2 separate regions of the Homo sapiens genome follow, and region 2 is linked to region 1. A link is an interaction called in ENCODE POLR2A ChIA-PET data of the cell type or tissue named here. Cell type or tissue: Caco-2. All regions are shown on one strand. Each heading gives the region's core, and the rest is flanking DNA. Links, peaks and the distances in the headings are about the cores only.

Region 1 (9,297 bases), core at 1-2,500:
AATTATCAATCTGCTATGTTCATAAATTTGTTTATGTGCAACCTTAAAAAGGAGGTGAGAATCTCACAGTCCATTCCTCTTACATGTGAATCACTTTCAATTGTGAATGGCTTTTCCTGTTTTATTTGCAAATACATACACATATACATATCATTTCCCCTTTTTTAAAATAAAAAGTAACATACGAGGCTGGGTGCAGTGGCTCACACCTATAATCCTAGGACTTTGGGAGGTTGAGGTGGGCGGGTCATGAGGTCAGGAGACTGAGACCATCCTGGCTAACACGGTGAAACCCCGTCTCTACTAAAAACACAAAAAATTAGTCAGGCGTGGTGGCAGGCGCCTGTAGTCCCAGCTACTCAGGAGGGAGGCAGGAGAATGGCATGAACCCAAGGGGGCAGAGGTTGCAGTGAGCCGAGATTGAGCCACTGCACTCCAGCCTGGGTGAAAGGGCCAGACTCTGCCTCAAAAAAAAAAAAAAAAGAGTAACATACTAGGTATGCTGTTCTGCATCTTGCTATTTTTCAGTAATAGTATAATCTTTAGCAAGCTATCTACCCTTTGAGTTGATTAATCTGTAAAATATGAACACCGAGAGGATTAACTAGAAAGATGCATGTAAGGAACTCACCAGAGGACTGGGCAGAGTGAAGCATTTGATATAATAGATGCCACCTCAACACTCCCTGCATCCTACTTCCACCTGCGGCCCATTTCATAAGATGGCTAAAATGCATATCAGACTAATATTCCATTAGACCACTAAAATGCCCATGGGAAATCAGGAAAGCTCAGATCATACCAGCCTAAATTATTTGTGGCTTTCTCCCTAAAGTAAGTTTTCAGTCAATTCTGATGACTACCCAATATTTATTCTTTGAGACAAATTTAAGGACATAGTTTTGTGTATGTGTACATTGGATTCTTCTACCTTCAACCAAAATCAAGGGAACAAAATTCCCTTATCTATTCAAACACACTCTTTGGTCTATCCAGAAGCCTACAAAGTGCTGTTGGGAGAAACTATCCTGCCCCCAACTTAGTTCCAGTGTTTGGGGGCTTGCAAATTAACAGATCAATAGAAAAAACATTTATTATATATGCATGCAAGAACACTACAAAGAGTAGCTCTCTGAACAGCAAGGGGTAAGGGTTTACAGATCAGCTTTATGGTGTGTGTCTTAAGGCTTCAGAATGAAACTACAAAAAGTTCTGATAAGGCTTATTTACAATACCTTGGGAGGTCCTAGTGCTAAGTGCCCTTATAAGAGGAACACTCAGAGGAGGGTTTTGGCAGCTGAATTCTCGGTAAGACCTGCTTTACTCATCAAAGTTTAGCTAAGGCTTTTTGTCTGCAGCTGCTGTTTGTTCAGATATTCTCAAAGTAGACTTGTGTCATATTGATGGGTTGTTAGTCCCTTCATTGCCCTATTTGAAACTTGACATGAAGTTTCACTGACAAGGAGCTGTGCTGATTGCTGTGGAGATAAGGCTAGGTTCAGAGGTTGGGAGTTAAGGGATCTGCGAGATTTGCGAAAGACACGAACATAGATTAAAACAAAGATGAATAAGCAGAAAAGAACAATTAAAAGCACATAGCCCCATGATCTGAACCAGTCTCCCACTTTTGCAAATATGCCTTGCCAATCAAGTAACGGTACATTCTTCAGGTTCTCGGATGCTTCGTGGAGACGCTGTATATTAGACTTTATTTCTTCCGAATAATTTATATAGAGGCAACACTGTTTGCCAACAGTTCCACAAGCCGTTTGTCGTTGGGTGGTCGGTATATCCAAGACATGATCCTTTCGGGATGCAGAGGCTAAACTGCTAACTTTTGATTGGTGTGCTTCCAAGGTCTGCTTAGTGGCACTGAATTCCTGTTCCATTGCTTTGGAAATGTTTAGAATTGCCTTTTCTAAATCATAAGTTCCCAAACTTGGAAAAAGGGCCCTTATTGTTGAATTGTCCTTGGGGTTGCAATACAGAGGTGGATTGTCTGTGTCTCCTTGGGTGCATCTATGCGGTGTTACTTTATGAATGAAGGATCTCAGGTTTGTAATTTGGCTAGCATTTAAGGTGAGGTATCTGGTGAGGGAAGGTACAAGATACCCAAGTCCACATCGCCCAGACCATTTAGGTGGAAACCCTTTGTACACCCCATTGCCGCACAAAAAAAAGAGGCCAGAGTTGTTCACAGACAAGGTCAGATTGGAACCTGTGAGCCACCAGGTGGGGGTCCGGTGTCCATCATGACCTTTGTCATTAGTTATGCTGGCATCTGCACATCTCCATTTCCCATGTGCCTCTGTCAGGCCATAAGAGCAAAATAGGTTGCGAAATAGCTGGTACAGAAGGCCTTTGGTTTGGTTTTGGCAGCTATAGAGACAGGTGTCATTACCTGACCAGGTCAATCCAGAATTTCGATCTACCCATTTGTAGTCTTGGGTATTGGGCAGACCAATCAAGGGAACAGCTGAGCTGTTCCAGGTCCGGTTTGTGCAACCTGCAAACCAGGAACATTGTCTAGTGCCTAGGCAAACACTTGTATCATCATCATCGTTCCTGGATTCATTTGTAACATCTATAGAGGGCATGAAGGTGCCATCTGTAGAATCAAACCATAGTATTTGATTACAGTATTGTTTAGGTATATTACCTAGGAAGGGTCCACTGCCATTTTTATTTTCTACGCAAAGAGAAAAATTTCCCTCCAATAACCTTACTTGAGCAAAGGATAGACCTTGAGCTTCCATGGAGGCTTCCCAGTGCCAAGTCACTTTACGATAGGAGGAAGTAGAGTGATTCTGTACTTCTGCTTGTGGATACCACACCCTTTCATACATCCATTGTCCAGAATAGGTCCACCAGGTGCTTGCACTGGCAGGAACAAAAACTAGTTCGGGTTGTTCTGCATTATCTAGATGTTCACATAACCAGCAATTAGACTGATTAGTCAAGATAGATAGTGTCCGGAAAACTGGAGCAAGCAGGTGCTGAGGTTGTACTAGAATTGTCAAAAAAGCAGTAAGGGTTAGTTGAAGCAGGGCATAGTTTGAAAGGGAGCCCATAGTGGAGGAACAGGCTAGATTAAAACAAGCAAACTCCAGACAATGGAGATTCAATGAAAGGGGAGGGTTTTGTTTAAATTTCTAAGTCAGAGAATTTTCCAGGTTGAGGAGGGAAGATGTTTCAGCTAGTTGGAGATGGAGATGAAGTTCTTGGTCTGAGATACTGAGTAAAGCTGTCTACTTCATCTGCTCATGGAGCCTGTGAGTAGGTGCCAAAATTCCTCAATTTGAGGTAACCCATAGCCTTGGCCTTCCAGTTGTCATATAATGATCTCAATCTAGCTTCCTGTGGCTTGTACAAATTCAGGAATTTTATTTTGATGACTATGTAGGTGGTTAGCAGTACTTCATAAGGTCTCTTCTTTTTCCAGGGAGGTTACAACACATCTTTTCTTCTAAAAACTTTCAGATATACTTGATCACCTGGTTGAAAAGATGGCAGGGTCTGTTAGTGAAAGCCACACATTTTTACCTGTTGAAAATATGCTCCAAGTATACTAATTATTGTATATAATTAGTCACAGTTTTGAATTGTTCACTGAAGTCCTCACAATGCACATTCAATCTATGAAAGTTTTAGAGATGCCAGTAGGCACAGAGTAGCCAAAAACTATTTCAAAAGCAGTCAGTCCTCCTATTTGGAGTATTCCAGACCTTTTTTGTTTGTTTCTTATTTTTTGTAGCGATGGAGGTCGCACTTTGTTGCCCAGGCTGGTCTGGAACCCCTGGCCTCAACTGATCATCCTGTCTCAGCCTCCCAAAGTATTGGGATTACAGCCATGAGCCACCATACCGGTCAGTATTCCAGATCTTTATAAGGACCAAGGGTAATGCTTCTGGCCGTCTGAGTCCAGTTTATTGACAGATTTTTTCCTAGAGTTCATTTTATGTTTAGATTTTTATGTTTCACTTGCCTTGAGGATTGAGTATAGTAGGGGGTATACAATTTTAATGAATATCCAAGAGTTTTGCAAGTAACTGATTTAATTCTGCGTAAAGTGAGTTCCTTTATCTGATTCAATTCATAAAGGAATGCCAAAACAAGAAATAATCTCAGTTGTTAGTTTCTTTTCCACTGTTATGGCCTTAGCACATCTAGTTGGATAGCACAGTCCATCCATTAAACATGCAGTGAGAACAGTCTAAGGCTGGAGACAAATCTATAAAGTCCATTTAGAGTACCATAAAAGGCAGTGTGGGTCTTGGAAGACTCTTTGCAGTATGCTTACCATCTCTAGAGTCTTGGTGAGATTTACAAGTACTGCACTGGGAAATAATTTGATCAGAAATGCTATGGATGCCAAGAGCCAACTGTCTTTTGGCTCTTTTTGGCTCTTTTGATCATCCTATTCACACATATGTAAATACCTTAAAATTTTCTGTATACTAATTATGTTCTGACGTTTGGAAAACCTTTCCAGCTGAGGGCCGGGCACGGTGGGACACACCTGTAATCCCAGCACTTTGGGAGGCTGAGACGGATGGATCACTTGAGGCCAGGGGTTCAAGAACAGCCTGGCCAACACAGCAAAACCCCACCTCTACTAAAAATATAAAAATTAGCTGGGCATGGTGGTGTGCGCCTGTGGTCCCAGCTACTCGGGAGACTGAGGGAGGAGAATCGCTTGAACCCAGGAGGTGGAGATTCCAGTGACCCAAGATCACGCCACTGCACTCCAGGCTGGGTGACAGAGTGAGACTCTGTCTAAAAAACAAAACCAAAAACAAACAAACAAAAAACCTTTCCAGCTGAGGAGAGACTACCTTTCTTAGGGACTAGCCAATTCTCAGAGATAACAAGGGGCCAACCAGGAGCATGTCTTTGATATACAAACTAATCAATCCAGAGCCATACCTCCTCTATCTGGCCCTTACACACATGTAAGCAATTATTTGTCTGCCTTAATCATCCCAGGGCCAAGTGCTATGCAACTAGGGGACAACCTCTACAATTTGAAATCCATTGAAATTATTCAAACTAGCCAATCCTAAGCTGTTCACCCTGCCCTGCCTCTTCTTTCCCATGGAGGTTAACATATACATCCCTGGCCTTGAGTGAAATGAAATGACCCAGGCCACAAGCGCATGACCAGTGGGACTGGAGGGTTCCTTGGTGCATTTGTCACCAAGGCCCGAATCTGGCTCTCTTAACAGAAAGGCAATTGACACCCATGGGCTCACTTAGCAAAACAGCTGCTTCTAATGGGGATTGCAGACTTAAAGAAACTGAGATGCAGCCGGGCACAGTGGCTCATGCCTGTAATCCCAACACTTTGGGAAGCCAAGGCGGGCGGATCACCTGAGGTTGGGAGGTCGAGACCAGCCTGACCAACATGGAGAAATCCCATCTCTACTAAAAATATAAAATTAGCCAGGCGTGGCGGCATATGCCTGTAATCCCAGCTACTCGGGAGGCTGAGGCAGGAGAATGGCATGAACCTGGGAGGTGGAGGTTGCAGTGAGCTGAGATTGTGCCATTGCACTCCAGCCTGGGCAACAAGAGGGAAACTCCATCTCAAAAAAGAAACTAAGATTCATGAGCTGTGGACCAGGGAGCAGTGCAGGGAGTAGTAGCAAACCCTGTAAAAAAAAAAAATCTTAAATCACCCTTTCTTGTGCCCCTTTTAAGGTTGACACAGTGCATTAAGCAGAAGGGTTAAGTAAGTCTCCATAAAACCCAGAGAAGAGAATGTAAAGCTCCTCTTTGGAGGAGCTAGACTCCTGTCTGGAGTCACAGCTGAACAAATTCCTTACAGTTTAAGCACATTTGTGATATTTTTGCATATCACATATGATGCATTCAAACTTAACCTTAGCTTTGACAGTGCATAAAAACCAAGTGTTGGTATTTGACACTGTAAGCAGTAATGGCCCAGCAGAATAGTATAGACTGCTTTCACCTGAGAACATCTGAAGACTGGCTGACTCTGGTCATAATGCCTCCCAGAACCAGATTTCAATGGGTACGGACATTTGAACTGTTACCTACTTAGGCCATGGAATGTCTCAAGTTACTCAAACTCACCCGCAAAGGCCTTGCGTCACTTGCGTTCCTCCTGATCTCGAAGGCAGGTGTGCACACTTAGCAGCTGGCTGTTGCTACCAATGGATTCCCAGTTGTGCTGCCTTTGCCTAACCTCTACATGCTCTCCCAGGCATAACCACAGAAACCTTCACTGAGATATTGAAATTAGCATTAACCACCCCACACACCTGTTTTTATTTACTCAGTTTTGACAAGCCTTTCCGTGTATATTGCTGTGAAAACAATGAGATAGCTGTAGGTATTCTAGGACAACTTTCTTCCTCTCAGGTAAGTTGCATAGCATATTTTTTTTTCTTTTTTTTCCTTAGAAACAGGGTCTCACTCTGTTGCCCAAGCTGGAATGCAGTGGTGCAAGCATGGCTCACTGCAGCATCGAACACCTGGGCTCAAGAGATCCTCCCACCTCAGTCTCCCCTGTAGCTGGGACTACAGGCATGCACCACCATACCTGGCTTCCTTTTTTAAAAAAAATTATTTTTAATAGGGACAAGGTCTGGCCATGTTGCCCAGGGTGGTCTCAAACTTCTAAGCTCAAGTGATCCTCTCATCTTGGCATCCCAAAGTGCTAGTATTATAGGTGTGAGCCACCATGCCCGGCCTCATAGCATATTTTTCATGTCAGTTGGATCCCGTGGTATCAGGCATGCTCCTATGCCTATGTAGTGACCTCAGCTGCCATCCTAATTGACAAAGCCATTAACCTTACAATAGGTTCTCTTATTTACCTTTGTTTCCCATTCTGTGTCAACTCTTACAGTTCCATAAAAGAGTGCCTTTCTACTTGACAGACCAACCCCTCCTCATCTTGCAACTCTGTAATGCTCTAAACCTGTACCTCTCCCTGATGGAGAACCCCACTCCACATCACATGATTGCCTTACAGTCACAGAGTTGGCTTCTAAACCACAAGAAGACCTCTTAAGATACTCCTTGAGCCATCCACACTTACTCTGGGCCGGGTGTGGTGGCTCACACCTGTAATCCCAGCACTTTGGGAGGCCGAGGTAGGGCAGATCACCTGACGTCAGGAGTTTGAGACCAGCCTGGCCAACATGGTGAAATCCCATCTCTACTAAAAAATACAAAAATTAGCCAGCGTGGTGGCTTGTGCATGTCTTCCCAGCTACTCGGGGGATCACTTGAACCCAGGAGGTGGAGGTTGCAGTGAGCCGAGATGGCAGCCTGGGCAACAGAGCGAGGCTCTGTCTTAAACAAACAAACAAAAACAGACTTACTCTATCCTGTGACAACTCTTATAAACAAAATTCTCAGAAAGATAATAACCAGCTATGACATAGTGAGCTTGTACACTGGTGAAAGAGAAAACGTACACTACTTACACTGACTAGGTATACCCTGGGACTCTGCCATGTCCTTGGCAGTTTGGAAACCCCATAGATGATGATGATGATGATTTGAGACGGAATTCTTCTTATTATTATTATTAATTGAGATGGAATCTCACTCTGTTGCTCGGGCTGGAGTGCAGTGGTGCGATCTCCGCTCACCACAACCTCTACATCCCAGGTTCAAGCAATTCTCCTGCCTCAGCCTCCCGGCTAGCTGGAATTACAGGCATGCACCACCACGCCTGGCTAATTTTTGAATTTTTAGTAGAGATGGGGTTTCACCATGTTGGCCAGGTAGGTCTCGAACTCCTGACCTCAGGCAATCCGCCCACCTCGGCCTCCCAAAGTGATGGGATCACCGGAGTGAGCCACTGCGCCCTACCCCCCCATAGATTCTCGACCTCAGCATATACTCCCATCACCAATGGGCATATAATTGTTATCCTATTACAGTCTATTTATTTTCCTACATAAATTATTATTGTTCATTGCGCAACACTTAGGAAACTGATAGAGTATCTTTATGGAATTGTAGGGCTGAGAAAGCTGCTAAATGGGCAGGCAAAAATGGACTCCCTGTCTCTCCTCCACCCAGCTTGCGACCCTCCTCTTATCTCTGACTCACGTTCATTGTCGGGCAAATGCCCCACAACCTAAAACAGACATGGCTACCAAAGGGGGCCAAGCAGTTATGCGATGGATTAGACATGGGACCAAATGGACTTCTTTGGCCACTGTGCTCACAAAGGGGAGACATAGGAGAAGCTCAGGAAAAAATAAAGCGTTATACTCACAAGTCCTAAAGACAGGAACCATGCCAACCATACAGGGCCACATGGGAAAGACACCAGGATGGTCAACAGGCAGAAGATCATCGTGAGGGAAAGGTTCAGAGCACAGCCTCTATTGCCTTCCTGTTAAGCGAGCAGGATTCAGACACCAGGAACCCTCCGGTCCCACTGGCCACGTGCTCAGGGCTGGGTAATTTCCTCCCGCTCAAGGGTAGGAACATACCTGCGCTTAAAACTGAGGCTGCCGCACCTCCGCAGACGTAGACAACGAATTCCTGGAGCCCAAGGTCGGCCGGGGTTGGGTTCCTGTCGCCGCACGCGTGGCCCGCCCGAAACCCGCTACAAAGTAGCGGCGTGTCTGCCCTAGGGAGGCAAAGCGCAAACTTGTTACCGCGCCGGGACCTGCCCCGGGATTCTCCCAGCGGCTCCGCAGGACGCAGCGCCTGTGCCTCGCGCGGCCCTGGGACGGGCACGGCCGTCCGCCCCCTGGGCCGCCGAGGGCTGCTTTACCCCTCCGTTCTGGCCGCGGGCAGCAGAGGAGCTCGGGGCGGGCAAAGCTCGAGGGGACACGGGGCGAGCCCAGACCCTGCCTGGGAGCCCTCCCCGCCGGAGACCAAAGGGCAGAAACGCACTCACAGTGCAACTCCGAGGGATAAACTGGCCGACGATCGCCGCCAGGCCAGAAGACCAAGAAGAAGGCTCGCGGCGGGAACTGAAGTGAGCGGGGACACACGAGGGCTGGGAAGATCCTGGGTTGGGGCGGAGCGGGGCTGGGAAGATCCTGGGTTGGGGCGGGGCGGGGCACCGCAGAGCGGACAGCCGGATTCAGGCACCAGGAACCCACCGGTCCCACTGGCCAGGTGCTCCGAGCTGGGTGATTTTCTCCCGCTCAAGACTAGGAACATACCTGCGCTTTCGGCGCAGGGAAGACTCTGGGCGAGGGCGGGGCTGGGAGGAGGGCCGCGGGGCAGGCAGCCAATCCCAGGAAACTTCGGGACGAGGGCAGGACGGGGGCTGGACGGGCCCAGCCATTGGCCACC
Region 2 (9,297 bases), core at 4,157-6,656, 200 kb after region 1:
ACTCCTTGCCCAGAAGCTGAGATGCTCCCTTGGTAGTCTTAAGAAGATCCCAGAAATACAATGTTGAATTATTACCCCACTGTGTTAAACCTAACTGTCTTCATCATTGGACAGCGAGTATTGGGAAGCCAGACACTCACTCCGGTTCACTTATCTGGCACACAGAAGGCACATGCCAAATGCTTGTTGAATGAATGGCTCCATCTGAAACAGACTGCCTAGCTTAAACAGAGGGCCTGCCCTGATAGGGATGAGGGAAATTTACAAAGTTAGGATGTGGGCACAAGTTACCCACTGCACAGTGCATGCTAAGAGGCCATGTGAATACTACAGGTTGAGTATCCTTTATCCAAAATGCTTCGGACCAGAAGTGTTTCAGATTTAAGATGTTTTGATTTGGGTTTTGGAATGTTTGCATGATACTTACTGGTTGAGCATCCTTAATCTGAAACTCTGAAATCTGAAATGCTCCAATGAGCATTTCCTTTGAGTATCATGCCAGAGCTCAAAATGTTTCAGATTTTGGAGCATATTGAATTTAGGTTTGGGATGTTCAACCTGTTTATACTAATTAAAGAGAAGCTACTGCTGATTCTTTCACAGGGCCAAGAGTTTGATGAAAATGGTATACGAGAGGAAAGATTTTTCTAGTGTCTATGTGTGGTAGGATTGGAGTATACAGAAAGTGGAGGAAAAGAACTAAAATCTTGACTCTAGATGGTAGAAAGTTGGTTGTCAAAGAAAAAGGAAAACAGCAGGCAGAAGCTACAGAATATTTGGCAAAAGATTAGCTTTTTAGTTTTTAGCCAAGGGACAAGGGGGAGAGTGGGTTGTGGGACATAATGGAGAAGCTGGAAAGTGTGTGCTAGTTTGAAAGAAGCTGAGAGTTCTGATTCCAGCACCAATGTCATGCTAGAGGAACTGGGAGCTGATCTGGACAGATGTGACTATCTTAGCTGGAAGTGCTAACTTAGGAGAGGTAGAATCATGTGGCTGTTAGGAGCAAGGGCCAGGGAGCCAGGGAGACTGTTATGAGTCCTGTTCTGCCATTCATTAGTTGTGGGGGCCTGAGCAAATTACCTGACTTCTCTGGGCTTCATAAATTCAATATGGGTGATAAAAGTACCTCCTTCATAGGGTTGTTGGGGGAATAAATGAGTTACTATATGGAAAGCCCTTGAAACAGTGCCTGACACTGAGAGAAAGGCAACTTTGTTAAAGTTACCTTTACGTAGCACTCTCAATGAATGACATCTCAGGAGGAGAAGTACAGAAGGGAGAGGGACTAAGGTCCAGGGAGAAAGTATTTCACTCCACTTAATATAACTCAAAACAAGTGGGCTAGCAGTGGCTTGGCCTTGGAAATATTCTGAGCATTTTGATATGAGAATATTCCTCATCAAAATGGGATTTGCCTATATAGGAAAGCTTATAGATAGCTAAGGATATGACCTATATAAATCTGCCATGGAAAGTAAAAGCAAAAAAAAAAAAAGTCATTAAGCACAAGGGAATTTGGTACTATCTGAATTTGACTTTACCTTGATACTACTAAATAAAATCTCCTAAAATGGTAAAAAATAATTTAAACAAAACAAAGGTATGGGAGTAGCCCAGTGATTCAAGATGGTATGCCTGACACAAGAAGGCCAGCTGCAGCCCCCAGCTTCTCTGGCACTAGTGTCAAGAGTATGCCTTACGGAATGTGCTGAATTCCAAACATCCCATATTAAAGAAACTGTCAGTAACTCATGCCTTAAACAAAACAAAACAAAACAAAACAAAACAAAACAAAACAAAACAAAAACCCTGTTAAAGATAGGCATTAAGCTTATGCTAGGTATATGTTTTAGTTTGTTCTGTGCTGCTATAACAGAATATTTCAGACTGGGTAATTAATAAAGAACATAAATTTACTTCCTCACAGTAAATTTATGGATGTTGGAAAGTCAGTGTCAAAGTGCCAGGTGAGGGCCTTCTTGCTGCATCTTCACAGGGCGGAACCAGGTGTAGCTTCTCTTTAATTGATACATAGTATTAATCTGGCCTTCAAGCACTCACCATGCAGTGAGTAACTTGTGCCCATATCCTAACTTTGTGAATTTCCCTTATCCCTAACAGGAAGGGCAAGAGAAAACCAACCCCCTCCATAGAGCCCCTTTATAAGGGCACTTAATCCTCATTCATAGGGGAGGAGCTTTGTTGGTCTAATCACATCTTAAAGACCCCACCCCTTAATACTATCTTATTGGCAACACTTGAATTTTGGAGGGGACACATTCAAACCAAACCCTAGCATATTAGGCTGACATGAGGAGAGACCCTGAGCTCACCATGCAATGGCTCTGTATCACCCATCTTGGCTTCCTTCTTCTTCTCCCAACCCTTCAATGTGCCTAAAATAGAACCATGTGGGAGGGCTGAATTCAGACACATGGTATAGCTTTATTTTTAGCCCATTGAAAACATTTGTTTATCAAACAATCACATGAAATGAAAGCCTAACTACAAGAGCTCCAGGATGTCAAAATGTTAAAAGTACAAACAATTATTTAGCAGATAAACCCTTAGAAACTGACAAGGATAATGAGCACTAAAAATATTCTTAATGGGCCTTATTGAATGATAGATAACACTTGTAATTTTAAACACATTCTGTCTCTTTTAGTTGTATCTGGATTAATATAATTATATCATATGACCTCTCAATATTTATTTTATGTCATTGTGGACTAAGACTGAGAATTCTCTTGTTTCTTTATTCATACAAATTATGTATTACTGTTTATCTCATTTGTCAAAAGATTTCCATACTGCAGAAATGTTATTGAGTTCTATACCAAAATGTCTCTGGTTGTGGGAGAAGACATTGAAATTATATTGCTTTTATAACAATCATGTCTTAGAAATGTTAAGTTCCTTCTTATGCCCAAATATCTGGGACTTAAGAGAAGAACCATGACAAGTAGGGTTAAAACCACTAAAGGAAGAGACCATAAGACAGAAAAAGATAATAGCTAACTATATTATTCAGTTCTTTAGGGTCCATGCTAGAGAACTATGCAACACTGTAAAGAGATAGATGTCATGACTCTTTTATTTAAAAGATTGAATTACCTATGTCTGTTGTTCTAATGACAAATTTATCATCTAAATTTTGCTCTCAAGGACAAAACTGCCTGGTCTCTCTTTTCACATGTTTAACATAATAGATACTCTACTTCAACTTTTGAATTTAGTTTTAAATATATTTCACTAAAGTGCCTGGCCACTGTTGCCTAATGCTTGATCAGAGACATCCCTCTGAGGAGAGCTATAGGTAGGTGAAGTAACCTCCAGGTTAACTGGTGGAAGGAGAAGGTGGCCTCCTTCTGAAGTCCCCTCCCTGGAGTCATTAAATGTCTTTGAGCTACTCAGAGATAATCAAACCTTCCATGTCCACCTAGCTGCAGATATTTCTTGACCAACTCCTGTATCAATAAGTAAAGACTAAATTAATAATATGGAGTAATATGCAGTCACTAAAAAAGCTCTATAGAGTTATCTGAAAATAACTAAGACATATTAAGTGGAAGAAGCAAGCTGTGGAACAATATGCAGAATATTATGTCATAATGCTTTAAAAAGCTCTATATACTTCTAAGCATTTCTTTGCAGATAAATTTGTATGTGAATACTTACAAAAGAATGTAGAAGACTACATCAAAACTGATGAAAGGGGTTACATATGGAAAGGGGTGAAATTAGAAAAAGAGATCTCAAGAGGGACTTGTGCTTTTATCTCTATTGTTTAAATTTCATTCGAGATCACATTCGTATGCTATAAGCATTATGAATCTTATTTAATTATATATTTAAATTATTTTTCTTTAGAGAACTAAAGGCACAGCCCAGAAAATCTGGTTGGAATGCCTTGTTTTTATATCCCCAGCCCACACTTAAGATTTTCTCTCCCCAAATCCTCTCCCCCTCAACACATATATTTTAACTTAGTCTGGTAAAATAATTCCATATCCTTGTCATGGCAATGAGTATGAGGATGTTAACACTGACCTTTTTACAGATGTTTCTTTTTACATTAATACTTAGTGTTCATCCATGGAAAAATGAGTTGTACTTCTGCTAATGTCAAGGGCAAGACTCAAATTCAAAAAACATCACCACTACCAATAAACAAAACCAAAGGGAAAGGATTCCTTATCAGCAGACAGTTACAGCTCCCACTAGGACACTGCCTTCTCAGCGGCTTCAGTTATCAGATATTCCTGGACATACTTTCCAAGCCATGAAAAATAACGTAAGTTTCAAATGGGATTATTATTTTACTGACTTTAAATTCAATTCTCTTTTTCTTTCTCTAACCTTTCAGTTACAGAAAGACTCATGAGAATTTTAACATTCCTTTCTCTTTTTTCAAGAAGGAATAATGAGTTTGGGATTTATACATCGAACATTTTGGGGGGTTATATTCTTTTCTTTTCCCTAAATTAACTGATTTTAAAAAGCAAATGCTGCATCCTTTTAAAATAATCTTTTAACTTTTTTAGTTTTAGGAGAAAATAAAACCACGTGCATTTGGAATAAGTTACTATCATGGAAAAATGAAATAGGTTATTTGCAAAAAATTGAGACAATAAGACTCTTGCTTCAAAAGCATAGAAAATTATCACAGGTGTCTAATGAATCTCTTGGCATGGTACTAGGGATCTGCATTTTTAATACCACAGTTAGTTCTGATGGTTTGCCAGCTATGTTTTCCTTCTTGGTATAAAATGCATTTTCTAAAGCTGTGATTATCAGCCGTGAACATCATAGGTTTATCTCAGTATGCCAAAAAGATCCTTAAGATCTCATAGGAAAAGATTCTAAAATTTTCCATTTAAAAAATAAATATATAGAGTACTTTCAGAAGGATAGGAAATGGCATGTTTCAAAATTACCAAAGTATTCTTACTCTAAAAATGTTAGGAATATTTGCCCTTTACTTCTAAAAAAAAAATTTGATGAAAATACCTAAAATTCAGAGTTCCTTCTTAAGCAAAGAGAAAGGAGTATCAGAGTTCTCAAGAATTTTTCTGTAATTAGGAATAAAAATGACTTATCATCATAACAACTAAGATTAGGGTCATAAACAATCACTATGTTTTCATCTCCTTAACCAAAAATATTAATTATGTTTCTGTAGTTTACCATAATAAAGCCACTTATTTTAATTTCTAGAAAATCTTAAGAGTTAAAAGAAATAGGCTCTCATCTTTTAAAAATCCTCATTTACCAGGATTGGAACCTCCTAGAACAAAGGATTAGCATTATTACTATTCAGGACTCAGGGATTGTTTTTCTTTGAGTCTTAGGTACTTATGGTTGGAAAGCTGGGAGGATCAGGAAAGTAGACATCAGAAGAAAAGGGTAATAATCTTTGGAATGAAATTGGTTGGGCATGTCAACCTCAGCAGGCTCGATGGCACTGTCCTATTCTATTTTTGCATCTCTGTCCTGCTGACAGTTTCCAGCCCATGCAGGCTGCTCACTGTGCCCTGGTGCATGTGAGCGCTTTCATTCAGGCCATCTCAGGGACTCAGCTGTCAGAGCTGAGTTGGCTCCTGCACTGTTCTTACAGGCTTTCTTCTCCCTAATTACATATATTTGATCACTCAGCTAGAAAAAAGTCTTGGCAAACTGCACTACAATAATCATTTCTCCCTTCAGCTCACCATCAAGAAAAATATCTGTCATGATGAACTCAAGATTTGTTGAAGGATGGCCATTCGGAAAGGGCTTTCCATTCACGGGGAAACTGACAGACAGAAGCCAGAAGTCATTTCATTATTTAGAGCGAGCTCCGGCCTTCATAGGCTTATGGCAGTTGAAACTCAGGTTCCATCAGGCATTAGTATTGTAAAAATACCAATTCTCTACAAATTGATCTAGCAATTCAGTACAATTTCAATGAAAATCACAAAGTGAAGTGTGTATGTATAATTTTACAAATTGATTCTAAGACACCTATGCGAGAGCATATGGTTAAGAATAACCATGAAAAATTTGAAGAAGAACAGACTCATTATACATATATAGTAATTAAGACAGGGTGGTATTGGCACAGGGATAGACACATTTAGATGAATGAAACAAAGCAGAGGGCCCACAAACAGTTCCATGCACATATGGAAACTTGATATACTACCAAGATGGCACTGAAATTCAGTAGGGGCAAGGATGAACTACTTAGCAAATGGTGTTCGCAAAAAAACGATATAAAATTTCATCCCTAGATTACAAATTTCATGGAAAAAAAATACAGGTGTACTAAATGTGAAAAGGCCAAAACTTTAAAATTAAAAAAAAAAAATTGAAAGATACCATGAACAGAGTGAAAAGCTAAGCCTTAAGCTAGTATAAGGTATTTGTAACATAAAACCAACAAAGGATTACATAAGTAAACAAAGAAATCAATAAGAAAATCAATTGGAAAAATACAAACAACCAAGTAGAAAAATAGGCCAAAAAAAAAAAAAAAAAAAAAGCAGGCAAATCCTAGAAGAAATCATGTGAATCACAAAAAATCACGTACAAAAAATTCTTTACACAGGATCAGGGAAGAGAGAATGACACAAATTTAAAGGTGTGATACTACCCAAATCCATATGGGATACAGCAGAGGCTGGAACCCTGAGGTGGGAGAGTGTAGTGTTGTAAATAAAATAGAGGGATTAAACGAGATAAAGGCTATTACATGCCTGGAACACAGCAAGTGCTCTGTTAATGCGCTTTCTCTTCCCTCTTTTGTCCCCCTGGCACATGGCTCTTAATCAGCAGAGCCACAGCTTTCCCAGCACTCTGACAAACATCCATGAGCCCCCAAAGACCGGGAAGTAATGATGATGCAGCTGCGGCACCATAGAAGAAACAAGTGATTTCAGTCAAAGGGCCTGGACTCACGAGCTAGCAACTTTGGACAGATTCTTGAACTCTCAGCCTCAGTTTCTGCTTCTGTAAAGGGAGATAACTACAGTGACCTTCAGGTTATCTTGAAGATGCCAATGAGCTAGTGAAAATGCAATTTAATCTGTACAGAACTAAACAAATGTAAGTCAGTGCTAATATTCTGTTCCTAGTGGGGACATGCCAAGTCTCTTTACTGCAACCAGTGGTTCACATATGGAAATATTGTGCTAATTTCCAACTCCTACTTATATATATGATTTGTTAACTCTGGAGGATGCAGCCATCAGCATAAGCAACCAACAGAAGAACACGCTGGATCCTCTCCTTTTCCTGACAGTGTGTAGTCTTCATGGGGGTGGACAGGCTAGATTTAAAACGATGGGCGGATTGATTATTTTTCTGCATCTATTTCCAGGGTTGTAATGTATATTCTCTTTCTCCCACATCCCGCCTTCTATTTTCTTCTCCCTACACAGGCTCTTTTAATACAAATTAATTAAAAGCAGGCATCTTAAGAGGTGGCTTAAGAAGACTCCTGCATCATCATAGGGAGTTAAAATTCTGAGCAAAAAGCCTTCTGGAGGAGAAGCATAGGACAGGCAGCCCCAAGACTGGACTGGATAGATGTTGCTGAGCCACCAACTCTCTGAGGGACCTGAGACAAAGCCAGGTGACCTCACCAGTGCTCCATGTTCTCACCATAAGTTCTATAGGACACTCAAATATTCTCAGGACATCAGTTTACTATACACATGCACACACACATATTTTACATTTCATTCAAAGGGTAAAACATAGACTCCCTTTGTTCTATAAACCTACAAACATGTCTGAGCATTTTTTACATAAATATTTCACAAATATTTTACATGAATACTTCGACTTATAAGTCCATATTTTAACAATGGCATCTTTTCCAATGTGTACATTATGGAAGTGTGGTTGGGGTGTACAGCCTAGGAGCTCAGGGACTGCACAGGCCTGTTCTTTATGGATGCATTGCATTCATCTCCCACAGCCATTTGTAGCTTCAGCTGTTTCTGAAAGCAGCCACTTTCCCTTTTGATGTCTGAGGTCCATTATTTTCATTTTTGACTTAACCAACAGGTGTTCTCTCTTGAACTCTTTCCTACATGAGCTGTCTTGCCTCAGGGTTCCCACGGACAGGAGAGTTTTTCCTACAGTGTTACTGAGAGGCACAGAGAAATCAGTTCCTCCTGGTCCACTGGCTCCGCTCTCAGCACTGCAGTCTCTTGTGACCACGCTGAAGTCTCAACGTTTCCCCCTTCTGAGGACATGCAGGGACAGAAGGGTGAACCACAAGGGCCAGACCTAATGCTCCAGGAAAACAATGAAAGAACAATTTTCCATCCTTTTATTTAGGGCTTAAGTAAGCCAGGCCTGTAACACCAAATTGTGAGAGTGCACAAGATGTTTTTGAACCTTGGTGCAGAATCCAGAAAGAAGTGCAGCCTCTGGTGACAGGGTCTTGGGCTAGCCATGTGAAGCCTGGCTTTATGTCAGGCCTCTCAAATGTGCTGTACAAACCTACCTGCAGGTCTACTCTAGGCAGAAGGGGTGGACCGATGGCACCAACAAACACATCTGTACACACAACAGTGCAGCAGACACTTGTGGATGGGGTATGAGACAAGCTGTAGATGCCCTCAATTAAATCTGAGGACAAAAGAAGACTGCCCAGAGAGTGGCACTAGCATGGCAACAAAATATTTCAAAATATTAATGGGTTTTACATACACGCATAAAATCACATTTTTCTGACCTTATAACACATTTCAGTCATTTAGGTATTGAGTTTGTAATGCTTGTGGATACTCGAAAAATTGAAAGAGGCAAAGTTAGACTTCTTGTCCCCAAGACTGGAAATATGTCCCTTCGTTGGGAGTTGGGTGGTGTTGAATGCAGTTGGGGTGGAAGGAGAGGAGAGCTAATGGGAAAACAAAGAATAAGTAAATGTTCTACATTCCTGAGAAAAGGGGCCCTGCCCCCTAGCCATCTCTGCAGCAAAGCCCTGGGGGAGAGAGAGAGAATGCTCAGACATGTTTGTAGGTTTACAGAACAAAGGGAATCTATGTTTTACCCTTTGAATGAAATACAGGAAAGCAAAATACCTAGAGCAGAAATGGCTGTGTGACATGTCAGACAAGGTCATAGAGTTTTCCATGGCCCTGCACTGCCCGTGGCTCATGTGGCATGACTGTAGGTGAAACCCAGAATGGACTCTCAAGGTGCCCTGGGCTCCCTTCCTCAATGGCTGAAGAAGGCTTCTCTTGACCTAATGGAGTTTAAAGAGACTTGGGGATATAGTGAACTAGACCCCAGAAGCCT

Evidence for each region. Peaks named below come from ENCODE experiments on the same cell type or tissue, not always from the same donor. Only the 100,000 strongest peaks of a DNase experiment are listed, where the experiment ranks them.
Region 2: POLR2A ChIA-PET joins it to region 1 with 13 read pairs; 2 of 35 experiments call an interaction of 5 or more read pairs at or near these places.

What each region holds. Positions count from the first base shown.
Region 1 is chr4:52,742,450-52,751,746 of GRCh38, forward strand. ERVMER34-1 (endogenous retrovirus group MER34 member 1, envelope) reads right to left here and starts at 8,976. Exons shown (of 3, transcript NM_001242690.2): 1 at 8,894-8,976; 2 at 8,481-8,620; 3 at 104-3,494. The coding sequence starts at 3,071. The coding sequence ends at 1,380. It overlaps LOC124900185 (small nucleolar RNA SNORA26), which reads left to right and starts at 5,688; the gene lies at 5,688-5,810. LOC107986281 (a long non-coding RNA gene) reads left to right here and starts at 8,518. Exons shown (of 2, transcript XR_001741691.2): 1 at 8,518-8,974. In Caco-2, for the core only: no CTCF peak of the experiment used is centred there; a DNase peak (open chromatin) is centred at 1,392.
Region 2 is chr4:52,941,464-52,950,760 of GRCh38, forward strand. The region is part of intron 5 of SCFD2 (sec1 family domain containing 2); the gene reads right to left. SCFD2-AS1 (SCFD2 antisense RNA 1) reads left to right here. Exons shown (of 3, transcript XR_245255.4): 2 at 4,090-4,297; 3 at 6,817-9,297. Among named protein-coding and RNA genes, the nearest start is that of SCFD2-AS1, 19 kb to the left of the region's middle. RefSeq lists an enhancer at 8,817-9,297. In Caco-2, for the core only: no CTCF peak of the experiment used is centred there; no DNase peak of the experiment used is centred there.